Linked DNA regions of Homo sapiens: region 1 is linked to region 2. Evidence: chromatin loops called from intact Hi-C (ENCODE). Cell type or tissue: endothelial cell of umbilical vein. All regions are shown on one strand.

Region 1 (8,000 bases), 61 kb before region 2:
TTCATTAGTCCTTCACCTTATGCCACTGGACAAATACCTTTAAAAAAAAAAAAACTCAAAGCAGGAAACTACTTAAAATATGTTTCAAGTATTTTGTAGAGTTTATTGGATCAGAATCCATTCTTCTTATACTTCAACCCCACCACTGAGCTTAAAATTCCTTCCAAGCTTTTGGGAACAGTGCTTTCACTGTCACTATCCCTACTATCCATAGGATAATCATTGGCTGTTCCCCAAATTCCAGAACGATGTGCCATTGCATTGCTTTCCTCCCACACTGAAGTTGCTGGCGGTAGCTCATTTTGGCAGTTTGTCAAATAAATCACACAGTAAAGCATTTGGTGATCTTTAACCAAATGAATCTGTTGTGTATACAGCATATGACATGTAGAGGTATTTCACACATTATAATAGAACACAGTGAAGGATATACCCTGTACAGCATAATCCTAGAATCAAGACTTCTCTTTGAGAACTTCTCTTTAAAATAACATCTTTTTTTTGAACTAAAAAGATTAACTTACTTAAAAACAAAGGGAAATACCATCTCATGGCAATTATTGTTCCCTTCTGAGAATGACTGATGACGTACATACTTATTACCAGACAGTTTATGGAAACTATGTTGTCAAATAGATCACATTTTCCTACAGAAACAATGTCAGGATAGGGCTCATATCCCTTACCAAAGAATCAACAGAGAAACTATAATTATGAGAGTTAATTTTCCGTAAAAGCAAAGATAAGACTATTACAAAATTTTATAATATAAAGTGACAAAAGGATGCTTCAACTTTTTAATTTATTTAACAAACGTTTAACAGGTGTCTGTGATGTGTCAGGCATTGGTAATCAAATAACACTTGGTACCTGCCACGCTCAATAAATTAACTAACAGTCATGATTTACTAAACAAGTACATCAATGTTTACTGTATGGGGTGGTTAGTGTCATGAACGAGAGGTGCTCAGTCTGTAAGGACACAGAAGACAGTCATCTAAATCAGCATACGGGGTCAGTAAACACTTCCTGGAAAAGATGACCTGGGCTCAGCTTTGCTACATGAGCAAAAACTGGCTGAATTAGAAAAGCAATCCAAGTGACGGGAATAAGGTCATGTTTTGCATAACAACATTTTGGTCAACAACAGATGCGTACATGACGGTGGTCCCATAGGAATATAGTAGAGTCGAAAAACTCCTATTGCCTAGTGACCTCATAGCCATAGTAACATTGTAGTGCAACGCCTGTGGGTTTTGGTAACACTTCCAGAAGAAGGCATTGTTATCACAGGAGATGAAAATTCCCATGCGTGTTATTGCCCCTGAAGACCTTTCAGTGGGACAAGATATGAAAGTGGAAGGCAGTGATATTGATAGCCCTGATTCTGTGTAGGCCTAGGCTAATGTGTGTATTTGTGTCTTAGATTTTAGTAAAAAAAACTTTAAACCGTAAAAAAAAAAATAATTAAAAATGTAAAAAAGAAAAAAACTTATAGAATAAGGACATAAAAAAGAAAATATTGTGCAGCTGTACAATGTGTTTTAATCTAAGTATTACTACAAAAGAGTCAAAAAGTTAAAAATTTTTTAAGTTTATAAAGTTAAAAAGTTGCAGTAAGCTACGGTTAACTTATTATTGAAGAAGGAAAAATATTTTTAAATAAATTTAGGGTAGCCTAAGTGTACAGTATTTATAAAGTCTACAGTGATATACAGTAATGTCCTAGGCATTCATGATTCCCTGACTCACTGAGAGCAACTTCCAGTCCTGCAAGTTCCATTCATGGTATGTGCCCTACATAGGTGTACCATTTTTTAATTTTTTATACCATATTTTTACTGTGTCTTTTCTATGTTTAGATATACAAATACTTACCGCTATGTTATATTAATAATTGCTGGCAGCATTCAGTATAGTAACATGCTGTACGAGTTTGTAGCCTAGGATGCCTAGGTGTGTTGTAGACTATGCCATCTAAGTTTGTGTAAGTACACTCTATGATGTTCACACAATGACAAAATGGCATATGGATGCACTTCTCAGAACATGTCCCCATTGTTAAGTAAGGTATGACTGTAGCTGATAACACATGCACAGAGGCATAAAGCAACACGGAACATTCAAGAAACTGCGAGTTCCTGTTTGGAGGAACATATGAGGGAGGTGCATCACAGGAAAGAGGTGCAAGATAATGGTAGAAGCCAAATCATGAAATGCTTTGGGAGGTAGGTTTAAAAGTTTGAACTTTATTGAAAAAGATAGTCCCCCTGATCCTCCAACAGCTACTAAAAATGATTTTAAGCAGAGAAGTAAAATGAGCATATTTTCATTTTTAAAAGATCTATTTGATTTTACTATGGAGGAAGGCTAATGCAATAATCCTGAATTCATGAAGCAATGTTAGGAATAGAGTAGAAGGAACAGATCTGAGAGACAACAAGGAGAAAAAATTCATTGAACCTGACTGATAAAAGAATCTGTACACCAAACCCCCATGACGCCAATATGACAAACCTGCATATGTACCCTGAACCTAAAATAAAAGTTTTAGAAAAGTTTTTAAAAGTTCATTGAACTTAGACATTAATTGGAAGAGAGGGTGGAATGAAAGGAAGAGTCTAAACTGGCTTGGTGACTAAGATGATGATCAAGAACAAGGACAAAGAGAGGGTCTCAGTTGGTAGGGAGCAGGGAAAAACAACAAATATATTTCAAATTATTTTGCACATTATGTTTTCTATTTATTGTCTGAAGAATACCTATAAAATATAAATTGTATATAACATACATAACAAAGTGTAGCCATTTTGGAAAACAGTATGGAGGTTCCTAAAGAAATTAGAAATAGAACTACCATTAAGAGCCAGCAATCCCTCTTCTGGGTATAACACTGAAGTAAAGGAAATCACCACTTCATAAAGATGCCTGCACTCCCATATTCACTGTATCATTATTCACAATAGTCAAGATATGAAAACAACCTAAGCATCCATCAACAGATGAATCGATAAAGAAATTGGTCTATATATACAAAGGAAAAAAGGAGAACCTGTCATTTGCCACAACATGGATGAAAGTGAAGAACATCATGCTAAGTGGAATAAGCTAGACATAGAAAGAAAACTATTGCAGGATCTCACTTATATGTAGAATCTTTGTTTAAGAAAGTCATACAGAGACAGAGAATAAAACAGTATCTACCAGGGGCTGGGGGCAGGAGTGAGGAAATGGGTCAGTGCAAATCAAAGGATACAAAGTTGCAGTTATGAAGAATGAGCTCTAGAAATCTAGTACACAACATGAAGACTATAGTTAATAATGCTGTATTCAGGATTTTTACTAAAGGAGTAGATTTAGATGCTCTTGCTACACACACAAAAAAATGGGTAACTGTGAGATTATGAATATGTCAATTTACTTTATTACAGCAACCATTTTACTATTTATATGTATTTCATAACATCATGTTGTATACCTTAAATATACACAGTAAAATTTATTTTAAAAATAAATTCACATAAATACAAAAATTTTTTTTTTTGAGACGAAGTCTCGCTCTTGTCCCCCAGGCTGGAGTACAATGGTGTGATCTCGGCTCACTGCAACCTCTGCCTCCCAGGTTCAAGCGATTCTCCTGCTTCAGCCTCCCAAGTTTACAGGCGCCTGCCACCACACCCAGCTAATTTTTGTGTTTTTAGTAGAGATGGGGTTTCACCATGTTGGCCAGGCTGGTCTTGAACTCCTGACCTCAGGCAATCCACCTGCCTTGGCCTCCCAAAGTGCTGGGATTACAGGCATGGGCCACCGCACTCGGCCAAAAATTTTTTTTAAATCCCCTGTATCATACATGTGACATAAAGCTTATTGTTACTAGTATATTCATTTTAATTATTTAATTAGCAAAGGCTTCCTGATTTTCTTAAAGTTACGTTGGGGGATTGAGGGAGAAAAATATTTAAAAATCCCAAGTCTCTTTTACAAAGCTGAACAAGAAAATTTAACTTTCCTTTTCCTCCCAAAATAGATACTTGCAGAAAGCTGATATATACGAAATCATTCCACTAACCAAAGAATATTCAGCAATTATTTTAAACTGTCCTACAGTTGAGACCTATATTCATTAGAAAATTGCTGTATTATCATAAGTAAAGATCTCAAAAAGATGAAATATATGCTTTTATTATGTAATATTAACAAAGCAGCAACTTGGCTCATTCACAGTTTATGCAAAGCATTTTTTGAAAAGTTTAGGAAGTCTAAACCTCCAGAAATTTGCAAGGTTAAAAATGTACTTCTGAGATGGTCAGGTCTGAAACTTCTATTTCCCAGCTGTTTTCAAGGAACTTCATAATTTATTTATGTATAGACAAATAAATCTTCAGCTTCATTAGTCATTTCTCACTATATTCTAAGACCAAAAAAGGGTACTCTTCTCTTTGTTTATTATGGAAAAGCTATGGCAAGGCAGGGGAGGAAGAGGAATTGCCTGGGGGGACCGAGCAACTAAAAAGAAGAGCCTGGAGTGGGACTGAGCCTTGGAGCTGTCTAATGAGCCACTCTGCCTCCCACAGCTAGCTCCTCACAGCTCTGCAAAAGACTAAAAAACTGGAGCCAACAAAAACAAAACACTCACAAATCTAATTTGGGTGACTAACACCCTAAAGATATGCAGTTTGCTCCTGACCAGGATTGGAGTACTCACTTTCTTTGCGAACTTCCTCAAGTGAAGCCGTAAGCTCATCCTTTAAAACTGTAGCTTCCTGGGCAATCTTCTCTCCCTTGTCTAATAAATTCCAAGTTGCTTCCTCCACAGAAGCTAGAAGGACACTGGCTCTTTTCGAACGTCCTTTTTTCCTGCTGGAAGGGTTCTGGGGACAGTTTACAAGTGTGGTAACCTAAAATTGGAAAAATACAAAGTACTAAATTGACAAATTGTAAGGAGAACACAGTCCTGGGATATTACAGACCAGAACAAAAGACAGTACAGTTGACACTTGAGCAACTCAAGGGCTAGGGGCGCCAACCCACCGTGCAGTTGAAAATCTGAGTATAACTTTCAACTCCTCAAAAACATAACTACGAATAGCCTACTGTTGACCAGAAGCCTGATAACATAAATAGTCAATTAACACAGATTTTGTATCTGTATGTACTATATAACTATATTCCTACAATAAGATGAGCTAGAGAGACGATAGTGTTATTTGTTATTAAGAAAATCATAAGGCAGAGAAAACATAATTAAATAAATCAACAAGTAGAAATGGATCATCATAAAGGTCTTCATCCTCATCATATTCATATTCCTGAGGAAGATGAAGAAGAAGAGGAGGGTTGGTCTTGCTGCCTTGGGGGTGTAAGAGGCAGAAGAGATGGAGGAGGTGGAAGGGAAGGCAGGAGAGGCAGGCACACTTGATGTAACTTTTATTGAAAAAAAATCTGATTAAAAGTGAACCTGCATAGTTCAAACCAGTGTTGTTCAAAGGTCAACTGTATTTCATAGTAACATGACTCATTTCCAGTGCTGTTGGTACACCTACAAAAGTCAAGTCATGGCACCAAGAACAGCAACAGCAGCCACCGTGGAGTTCCCAACTAAAAATAGGAAGGAAGTGGGAGTCTTAGTGATTGAATTTCAAAATATAGACATTAAAATGTCCTCTCTTCAACTACCCCAGTCATCAAATCATTTCTATGTTAAATATTTACTGAACACCTATTTTTTACATTGTTCTGGATGATGGAAAAGAAATGCATTTCATGCTTTCATGGAGTTTACATTCTTAATATCGGCAGCATACAATAAACATATAAACAAATTTAAAAATGTAAGGTTCAGTAAATGTTTTGAGGAAAAATAAAGTTGGCGGAGGGAATACAGTGAGAGAGAGTGGGGATCGGGGTGGTCAGGAAAGGCCTCTTGACAGGGGACTTTGAGTGAGACCTGTTTGAGAGGCCAAATGAGTTAGGGGAAAGGGTAGAAGACAGATCTGAAAGGTTACAAAGGGCAAGAAAGTAGGTCATAGTAAGGATTTGGACTTTGTCCCCTGAAGCAACCACTGTTCTATATGATTCAGAATGTTTCTCCCTCTCCTAATATTAGTTATCTCTATTCTCAGCCTAAATAGACTAATACTGACTTAATTATAATTATTTTTGGCTCCCTCTTAATGTAGATTGCTGGCTTAAAAGTGGTATAAATTTTATTTTATAATTATTTGATATTTTGGAGATACATAATTTTCTACTCTCATTTTTGACTGTTTTATCAAAGTTCTGTATTTTTTATATGAAGTTTCTGTAATTAAAACAATACACACATACACAGCCTTCTAGAGCATTCTTCGAGTAGCAAAACTTGAACAAACTCCTCACCACAAGTATATGAAGTGAGAAATGTGTTAATTAGCTTGATTTAATCATTTTACAATGTATACATATATCAAAACATCACAGGGTACACCATAAATATATATAAATTTTATTCGCCAATTTTAATTTAATAAAGCTTGGGGAAAAAAAGAAAGAAATGAATCTTAACAAATACAAGAACAAACTCATAATAAGAACATTATTTGAAGATAAAAATTAAGCTTCTGTATTTGGAAACAAAAACATCATACTGAATTACATTATTAAAAAACACCCATTTCTGGCCAGGGGCAGTGGCTCATACCCATAATCCTAGCACTCTGGGAGGCCGAGGCGGGTGGATCACCTGAGGTCGGGAGTTCAAGACCAACCTGACCAACATGGACAAACCCCCTCTCTACTAAAAATACAAAATTAGCCGGGCATGGTGGCGCATGCCTATAATCCCAGCTACTCAGGAGGCTGAGGCAGGAGAATCGCTTGAACCCGGCAGGCAGAGGTTGCGGTGAGCCGAAATCACGCCATTGCACTCCAGCCTGGGCAACAAGGGCAAAACTCTATCTCAAAAAAAAAAAAAAAAAAAACAACCCATTTCTTAATTAAATCTTGGATCACAATTACAAGTTTTGGATTAAATTTTTATAAACAAAGCTTTAAAATCACCATCGTAGAGGAATGAGAGAAAGGAAAAAAACAACTTGTATCTAATATTTAAAATAGAAGACCTGAAACTCCTCTTGAAAGCTAATCTGCTGCATGTCATGAAACAGTGGAGGCTCATGATAATCATGCATCACATCTTTGACAGCAAACTACATAATGCTTCCTGCTCAGTAGTCCCTAGAGATTTTCGTTGTTGTTTGTTTATGGAGCATTCGATGTTTGTTTACTTGGATATCTGGACCCAGTTTTTATCCATGAACTAAAAAAAAAACTTAAGAAGTTATGGGGGAAATATGCGGATGAAAATCATTTTCATCTGCCCTCCTACCCTCCTCCCCTTACCCAATAGATCCTCTGTTTCATTCTAATTTGCTTTATTTCCATGTTCATCACCCAGAGTGGAATGTCTTGTGGCAGGCCTTTGTTTCCTCTCTTAGAAAATAAAAACAATCATTGTTATCCTACAAGACTGGGGAAGGTCAAATAAGGTAAAGTATTTTGGAAAATGCATAATATGACACAAATATTTGTTGGCATTTCATGTATATTTTCTAGTTTGTTCCCCATGTAGGTGCAGAAAATTGGTTATAGGAATCTTTAACAAAGGTATTCTCTCTGGATCTAAGTTTATCTTGCTCTTGGGGCCCCCCATGCTAAATGTGGCAGTTAGCAAAGCTCATTCTATATGCTTTACAAGCAGCTAAATAAGATCATGTGTCTTCATCATGGATTATATAAGAATAATAATAAGCCTGATTTATTACATGGGTTTTCACAAATTCCAAAAGGCAAATATCTCACTCTTGTCAGTCTAATTTATATATTGAGAGTTGAAAGGTATTTGTCCAGATTAAGACAAATTATAACTACCAGTTTAAAATCTTTGTTTAAAACAAAGAATAAGTATCATTGTCTGAAGTGTTCCCTCGGAATGTATTTTAAGTGCTGCAATTCATGATGCT
Region 2 (8,000 bases):
CTTCTTAATAGTATTCATTCCCAGGCTTCACACCTGTGTGTTCAGGTTATTCTCAATATCATCCTGTGCATCTGATCAGTTATGTGTTATATATTTGATTTATAATTTTTCTGGCAAGAACTCTAAGTCAACCTATCTATGTGTTTACAAAACTACAAAAACAAGAGCTTTCAGTATTTGTTTTTGTACTGCTTTAAAAAAAAATTTCTTTTTATTTTTCTTTGTGTGTGTGTGTGTGTGTTAAAGCTAGCTGAGGTTTTATTTTGGACCAAAAAAAAAAGCAATTGAATTGTTTTGTAGCTGGAGGCATGGGCAAGTGCGGTCCCCAGTCAGTAAACTCTCCCGTGGGTGGGCTGAGGGGCTAGGGCTGAGCCTCAGGTGGGTCTCCTCTTCCCTGTGCTCCTCTGCACAACGGCCTCCCTCCCAGGATCTGGGGCAGCCGCAGGAGGGGCAGGCTGGGAGGGGCTGCCGCAGCTGTTGACTTGGGCAGGACGTCAGAGGACTCGGACACCAGCTTCCCATCGCGGGTCTCGGTCTTCTTCACAACCACAGCCCTGGTGAATCATTTCTTATTGACCTTACTTTTAACAACGAATAAAAAAGAGCCAAATGACTGTCCCTGGCTCATCATGTTAATATCAGAAGACAACACTGAAAATCCTTCGCAAATTTTAACTACTACCCTCTTGTCTTTTTTCAATTCTGCTCTCTGACAGCAGCGAGTTTCTAAGCTAGTTCACTTAGACAAGCCCAGTTTAGTGAGTACAAGGCCCAGAGTCCAGAATCTTCAACATAGTAGGTGTCCTGCGAGTATGTGAAGATGAAAGTACATTATAAAGTCCTGTCTCTGGTTTCCTTCTTTCTACCCAACAACTTTTTTTACAAGTTAGATCAATCCAGTTAATTTTGACCTTACTGAAGTTGAAATTCAAGTTAAATTTACTGCTAGATTAAAAGTGTGAAAAGAAGGAAAGTAGCTAATCCCATTTACAACAATTTATTTTTTAAAATTGTAGGACTAGTATTCATACATTTATACAAAATTGCTAAATATATTTTATTTTAAACATTGTCTTGATCATGTCTGTTCTATTATGTAGATATTTTATCTTATTTAGATCACTCTGGTGTTTCCAAAAAACTAAGCTTCTTTAATCTCTCTTCTGAACTAACCAAATTTTTTTCTGAACATTTGGGGCCACATTTACTTTCACATAAGTTAGTGTGTGGGTTAAAAGGGCAGCATTTCTTCACTATTTTTCACCAAAACACGAGTGACATTTAAAGCATATTTAATATTTATAATCTAATATACTCTCCTCATTCCAGACTGCCACCAAGGTAAGAGAAGGCAACTGGTTTGTATGAAACTCCACCATAAGATTTCTGAAACCCTATATTTTCTCTCTCATCTATCCATAATACACCAGAGTTATCATTGAGAATTGCTGCATTTATTTTATTGTTTTTTTTCTTACTCCTGGCTCTGTTTTATATCCCACACTTGTTTTCTTTCTTCTTTCACTCCACATTTAATTTATCCTATCTTGAATTTCATGTAGCCTTATAAGTCACCTTAAATCCTTTCTAGAACAAGACAAGGAATAAATAAAGAGTCATTCTAGGTATCTGAAAAAGCAATCTTTTCTCATTTACCTTAGATAAAGCCTTACAACTTTAACTTCTTGCTGCCTCTTAGCTATGCTCTACCGTATTGAATACACAAGTATCAAAAATCATGAGTTTCTCCTTTTTTGCTTTACCAATTCTCTGTTTAAAAATATTTAAGTCTGCGCACAAAAACTACAGGGAAAAATCCATGCACAATTTAAGTTTAAAAGCCCATAACTTTTAATTAAAAGCAATTAAATTATTTGCACAAATAACCTACTCGCTGTACAATTTTTGTGTCTAAAGTATGTAAAGTTTCTAGTGCCTTGCATACAGTTACTCAATCATTATAGTAATAGCTCAGTTACAGAGTAGGAGTTTTTAAATGAGCTGATGTAAGACTACTATAGCTTGGGTATTGGCACATGAGAATCTGTTTTAGTGCTATTTTTAAAACCACTAATAAACAGCAGACTCGAGCCTCTGCTCAATTGAATCTGCCTGAGTTGTGAAAGAAAAAATGTGTAAGAGAACCACATTTTTATCTAAATCTGAAATGCCTGCTAATATACTCGGAAAAGTAGACATTTAAAATTGGAGCTTTCATAAAATAGTCTAGAGTTTAGTGTTACTAAAACGAAAATTAGTTATAAAAGTAAAAATTGCACAACATAATAGTTTCTATTCATCCCATTTTATAGAAATAATGTCCTTTCATTTCCCCCAAAGTTATCTAACCGAGCAACAGATAATCTATAATTACTAGGATTTGCCTTATAGCAAAGTTTGATTTTTAAAAGTTTGACACTCCACTCACCTACTGCAGGACAGAGTATTGCCCATATACAGATACTAAACCAATTGTCTAAGCAATTTCTTGTATTTAGAAATTCAGTGCCACTATCATGGCTCACAATTTGGCTTATGATGCATCTGTAAGCAAACAGCCTGACAAGCACCCTAGTGTATTTCAGGATGACTGACAGGACACAGTGGCCCAAGCAAGAAGGGGGGATGGGTGCTCTTAAAGCAACATGCCAGTGAAGGGTAACATCAAACAGCAGAATCAGACCTGAAATTCTATTTTTCAGATTTACAATGAAATAATAATACATTACCCACTATCAACTTCTAAATACAACTTGCATGGTCATTATGTACCCAAAACACTGTAAATCCCAAAGTAGAATTTTTGAGAATTTGTAAAAGTAGAAAGAAAAAATATAAAACAGGCATGTTATATGATACTTCCCTGAAGCGATCAAGCTTTCAGGTTACTTAAGAATATGCCTGTTATTTTTAACAGAAATTAAATCAGGCTATCCACAGAAAAGCCATTCTTTCTTTTCCTTATAATATCAACTTTTATTTTAGATTCAGGAAGTACTTGTACAGGTTTGTTATATGGGTATACTACATGATGCTGACATTTAGGGTATAATTGATCCCGTTACCCAGGTAGTGTCCAGTGGTGGGGTGAGAAAAGCAGTTCTTATCTCACCTTCATATATTTGTCAATAGCTCTTACAACAGTAATTTAGGAATAACTAATGAAGGTAATTTAAATATCTTGAATTAATCTGAATTGTTATTGAGGATAGGGGCCAGAGATTCACGTATTTTCCCCCTACTGCATTCCTTCCCTATGACCTACTTCATGATTAAAATATAGACCAAAAGATTCAGAAATTCTACTTATAGATATTTCTACATTAATTTCACTTTAGAAAACATTTTAGTAACATATTGGCTTCATTCTTCACATTTACAATTTTTTCCTATATTATTTCACAATACTCTGCACTGCTCAATCCTTTTATAATAGAGCAATCATCCATATTTTAAAAACAAACAAACAAAAAAGCCAAGTCACTCATTTTTAAACACAATTCCTCATTTAGCCAGCAGAGGGTATTATTAGATTCTGAAAGCCCACATATTGCACCCAATGACATGTATTTTTATACTTCAGCTAGGAACTGGGACACATCATCTCAACTTTCCTTAGTAAATGTGCTTAGAAATATCCCATTTTATTTTGCCCATATAAATTTGACTTTTAGAGCCCAGATTAATGCTTCTCATCTGTATCACACTACCATTATTTCCTCCTCTATCTGCTCCAACAGCTGCATCCTCTGAAAAAAAGCACTAGAAGACCAAGAAGTGGCAGAATTACCAAGAAGAAGCAGAATTGGGTTCAATCATCAGAAAGACTTCCCACAATCCTAAATTTTTCTGGGACAAACAAATGAACAACAATCTTACATAAAGATTCTAAGCTCCATTAGAAAATCGAAAACAAATCCTGAAGAAAACAGAACTAAATTACAGGATAAAATCTCTCTTCAAAATTATATGACATTTGTAACCTCTTTAACTCCCTGTTTAATATTTGCTAAATTTTCATTATATATTAGAAGCCACAGACTAATTTTAAAGATATACTTCCTGTTATTACAGCATTAATATATTTCTCATAAACATGCGGTATTATGACTAACAAAGTTCCCTTACAATTTATAGGTTCTTTATTTCACAACTTAACACTCACTTAGTGTGGAAAGACATGGACAGCAATTTGCCTGATTTATTCTAAAAATAAAAATTTTACTATCTAATTAGCTAAAATCATTAACTTCCACAAATTTATCTTGGCTGAAGATAAAAAATTTTCTGTTTCTTTGATGCAATTATATCACAAACATCAAGTTAACTAAGTTAACTATGGCAAAAGTGAAAAAGCAATTTCAAAGAGCAATCTCTTTTTCCTGCTCTCAGATTTGCCACTAATGGCACATCCTCTATGCTAAAGTACTAAATTTTCCAAAGAGAAAATAAATGTTAATTCTCTTCCTCAATTGTCATTCAAAATAAAAAATTATAGGTTATTTTCCTTTAAAGGGGAATTCTATTTCTAATAATAAAAACAAGCATTGGGTTCTTCATTGAAAGAAACTGCTCTATAAGATCGTCTCTCATACTCAAATGTGGCAGTTTCTTTCCTCATGTAATAACTAACAATAGCCAGGTAAATATCATATTTTACATTTGGAAATAAAATAGGATACCTCTTAATTATATTCTTTTATGAAATTTTATATCTTCAATTTTCTAAACAGATACATTCGCTGTAATATAAAATAGATACCTGGGCTTTTTTCTCAAATTAACTTATAGGATAACCCACTATTCAGAATAAAACTGAAAAGTCAGTTTTGCCAGTAATTTGCTTATCCTTTTTGCCAATCATCCACACATTTTGGAATATGTATATAAATAATTTTGTTATTGTTGTTGTTTCTAGTTACCCACTTAATTCTACTTTACTTTTCAGCTCTGAGTTTGGTACCTGACACAGGCTCTCCTGAACTATGTCTCACTCAATGGTTTTTGGTTTTCGCAGGTGCCTTAAGAACCTACATCTAAAGGCCTTATTAGCCTCAATTCTATTTGTAGATTAAAAAAAATTAAGGATAACGCTTAGGGGTAGGGAGAGATTGAATAAGCAGTGAATAGATACTACTTACTTAAAATACTCCTTTTTACTTTTAGCAAAAATGCCTCCATACACTATATGCTGTATCTGAATTTTCAATATATTTTATATAGGCAATAGTCCCCCCTTATAGACAAGGTATGTGTTCCAAGACCCATAGTGAATTCCTGAAACCACAGATAGTTCTGAACCCTATATATGTTTTTCCTATACCTGCAAACTATGATAAAGTTTAATTTATAAGTTAGGCAAGAAATTAACAATAATAATTATAAAATAGAGCAATTATAACAATATGCTTGCATCAGAACTCTTGCGCTTTGGGGCTAGGCCACGACAGTCCATTTGAAAATCTAGATGGCCTCTAGGAGTGACTAATGGGCAGGCAGCATATACAGCAGGACATGCTGGACAAAAAGATGATTCGTGTCCTGATTGAGACATAACAGGATAACACAAGATCTCATTGTGCTACTCAGAATGGCACACACTTAAAACTTGTGGATTGGTTATTTCTGGAATTTCCATTTCATATTTTCAGACCAGGGTTGACCTTGAGTATCTAAAACCACAGAAAATGCAACCACAGATAAGGGGCCTACTGTGTTTCTTTTTTTTTTTTTTTTTTTTTTTTGAGACGGAGTCTCACACTGTCACCCGGGCTGGAGTGCAATGGCGTGATCTCGGCTTACTGCAACCTCCGCCTCCCCGGTTCAAGTGAATCTCCTACCTCAGCCTCCCGAGCAGCTGGGATTACAGGCACTCGCCACCATGCCCGGCTAATTTTTTGTATTTTTAGTAGAGATGGGGTTTCACTATGTTGGCCAGGCTAGTCTCGAACTCCTGACCTTGTGATCTGCCCGCCTCGGCCTCCCAAAGGGCCTATTGTATTTCATTTATCTTCAAAACAACTTATTATTCCCCTAAATTACAGCAGTGGGCTCTTAGCAGGTAATATTCACACCAATTGACAGGTATAGTGCAAGCTCGGACTCTGACATAGGTTAGGTATGCTAAGTTTGAGGTGCAGTGGCATATGCAAATAGTTATGTCCCATGAGCAACTGGAAATGCAGAATCCATGAACTTTGGAGAAAAATTATGCCTAGAGATACAGATATAGTAACCTGTCCATCCATGTTACACTCTAATCCATAAGAGTAGATGAGCTCTCCCAAGATTAACTATAGAAGGAATGAGGCAGCCACATTACAAAACAAGTACAGTGAAGAATATGATGAGAAGAAATGTCATAATAAGAATAGTAAGAAATGCAAAACAAACTGGGTTCAAATTCAAACTCACTTTACCCTCTTTGGCCTCATCCACAATGACCCCAATTTACCCTGTTTTCCTGATGTGAAATGAGACCTATAAAACTTCTATGAAGAGTAATTACTTATAAAATTACACATAGAATATAATGGAATGCTAATTACCATGCCAAATAATTCATTTATCAATTATTGTTATTTTGTGGAAAGATACTTTTCTCTTTGTGAAATTCTGCTTTTCAAAACCAAAATGCCATTGAATTTTAGAGGGCTGCTGTGAAACACATCAAACAGATTGCCCCTTTGATTTTTAAATGGATAGAGAATGATTATGTCCACACAGCTTTATTTAGCAAATTGAATCCATGCCATCAATGGAAGTCTTCTACTCCATCCACGTTAATAATTTATAATTGGATAGCAAGAAAACCTGGTACTGAAATGGAAATATGTTTAGAGCTTCTTCCAAAGTTGCAACATGCTTAATAAATTAAAGGGACACTAACACATATTAATAAACTGAGTATTTTTTGGAAGAGTGGGTATAGAATGGTTAAAGATAGAATACCGAACTAAACACAAACAAATGACACTAAGAAAAAATAGAAACCTCTGTGTCTTGTTCCCACATAAGACTTGTGGAGTTGTGCCAACCTGCTTCATTCCAGAGCAGAGAGCCACTCAGTCACTGAGGCTATATTAGAAAGAGAGGAAGGAAATCCTTTTCTCCCACACTCTCTGTTTCCAAAGATAATAACAGAAAACTAGAGAGTGATGGATTTCACTACTAAGCAGCCATGTCTATTTTACTCATGTCTTTCATTGACTCTCTAAGTCTAGTTCTACTGATTTTGCATAATAGAACAAAAGAAATATATGTACAAAAACAAAATCAATTTTGCAAAACTTGTAATATCCCTAAATTTTCCAAAATATAACTGCTATAGTCACTAAATTAAAACTATAACATCATTCCTATTAGGTCATCAATTGTATTCAAAAGAATGAAGCTTATCACAGAGAAAGGTAAAATAATTAAATTCAGTCATAGAGCCAATGAATCACACTTCTTTTACTTCAAATGATAACCCTGCCAAATCAAACAGTCTGAGTAACCCACACACACACATCCCAAGCCAATCCACTTTTATCCCCCTGGGTCTTGGGTGCACAGAATTAGACTGACACAATCAATCATGGTCCTAACTGGTGGACTAGTCTATGAAAAGCCTGTTTTATTTTTTGTTTTCATAGTCTATATTCCCTGTTCTCAGTTCCATTCCCCTCTCTGCTTCTTATGGTAGTTAATGGGTACATTTCCAATTAAACTTCCGTAACTTTTTTTACATATGCTATATACGTCTACAAGAATATATAACTTTATGTGTATGGATGTTTAAATTTACACAAATAATATTGTATTTCCCATCTCTTTCTACTTCTATCTCTCTGTGTCTGTTTCATTGTGTGGTTTTGTTTTTTTGTTTGTTTGTTTGTTTTTTGGTCTATCTATGTTGGACTATAAAGATGTGGTAAACATTGCATGTTTGCTCACTCAGCACATAGTCCCAACCTTATTCTCCCTTATCTTTCTCTGCTATGGAGGCAGGACATTTG

The links. Peaks named below come from ENCODE experiments on the same cell type or tissue, not always from the same donor. Only the 100,000 strongest peaks of a DNase experiment are listed, where the experiment ranks them.
Region 1: it touches region 2 in a loop (2.6-fold over the local background); 3 of 110 quality-filtered maps call a loop at or near these places.

Annotation. Positions count from the first base shown.
Region 1 is chr10:67,602,152-67,610,151 of GRCh38, forward strand. It overlaps CTNNA3 (catenin alpha 3), which reads right to left. Exons shown (of 18, transcript NM_013266.4): 3 at 4,706-4,898. Among named protein-coding and RNA genes, the nearest start is that of CTNNA3, 90 kb to the right of the region's middle. In endothelial cell of umbilical vein, no CTCF peak of the experiment used is centred here; DNase peaks (open chromatin) are centred at 430, 560, 4,620 and 5,530; H3K27ac peaks cover 2,255 bases.
Region 2 is chr10:67,663,113-67,671,112 of GRCh38, forward strand. All of the region lies in intron 1 of CTNNA3 (catenin alpha 3), which reads right to left. Among named protein-coding and RNA genes, the nearest start is that of CTNNA3, 29 kb to the right of the region's middle. RefSeq lists an enhancer at 7,991-8,000. In endothelial cell of umbilical vein, a CTCF peak has its summit at 3,550 (motif pointing right); DNase peaks (open chromatin) are centred at 3,599, 7,099 and 7,469; H3K27ac peaks cover 3,575 bases.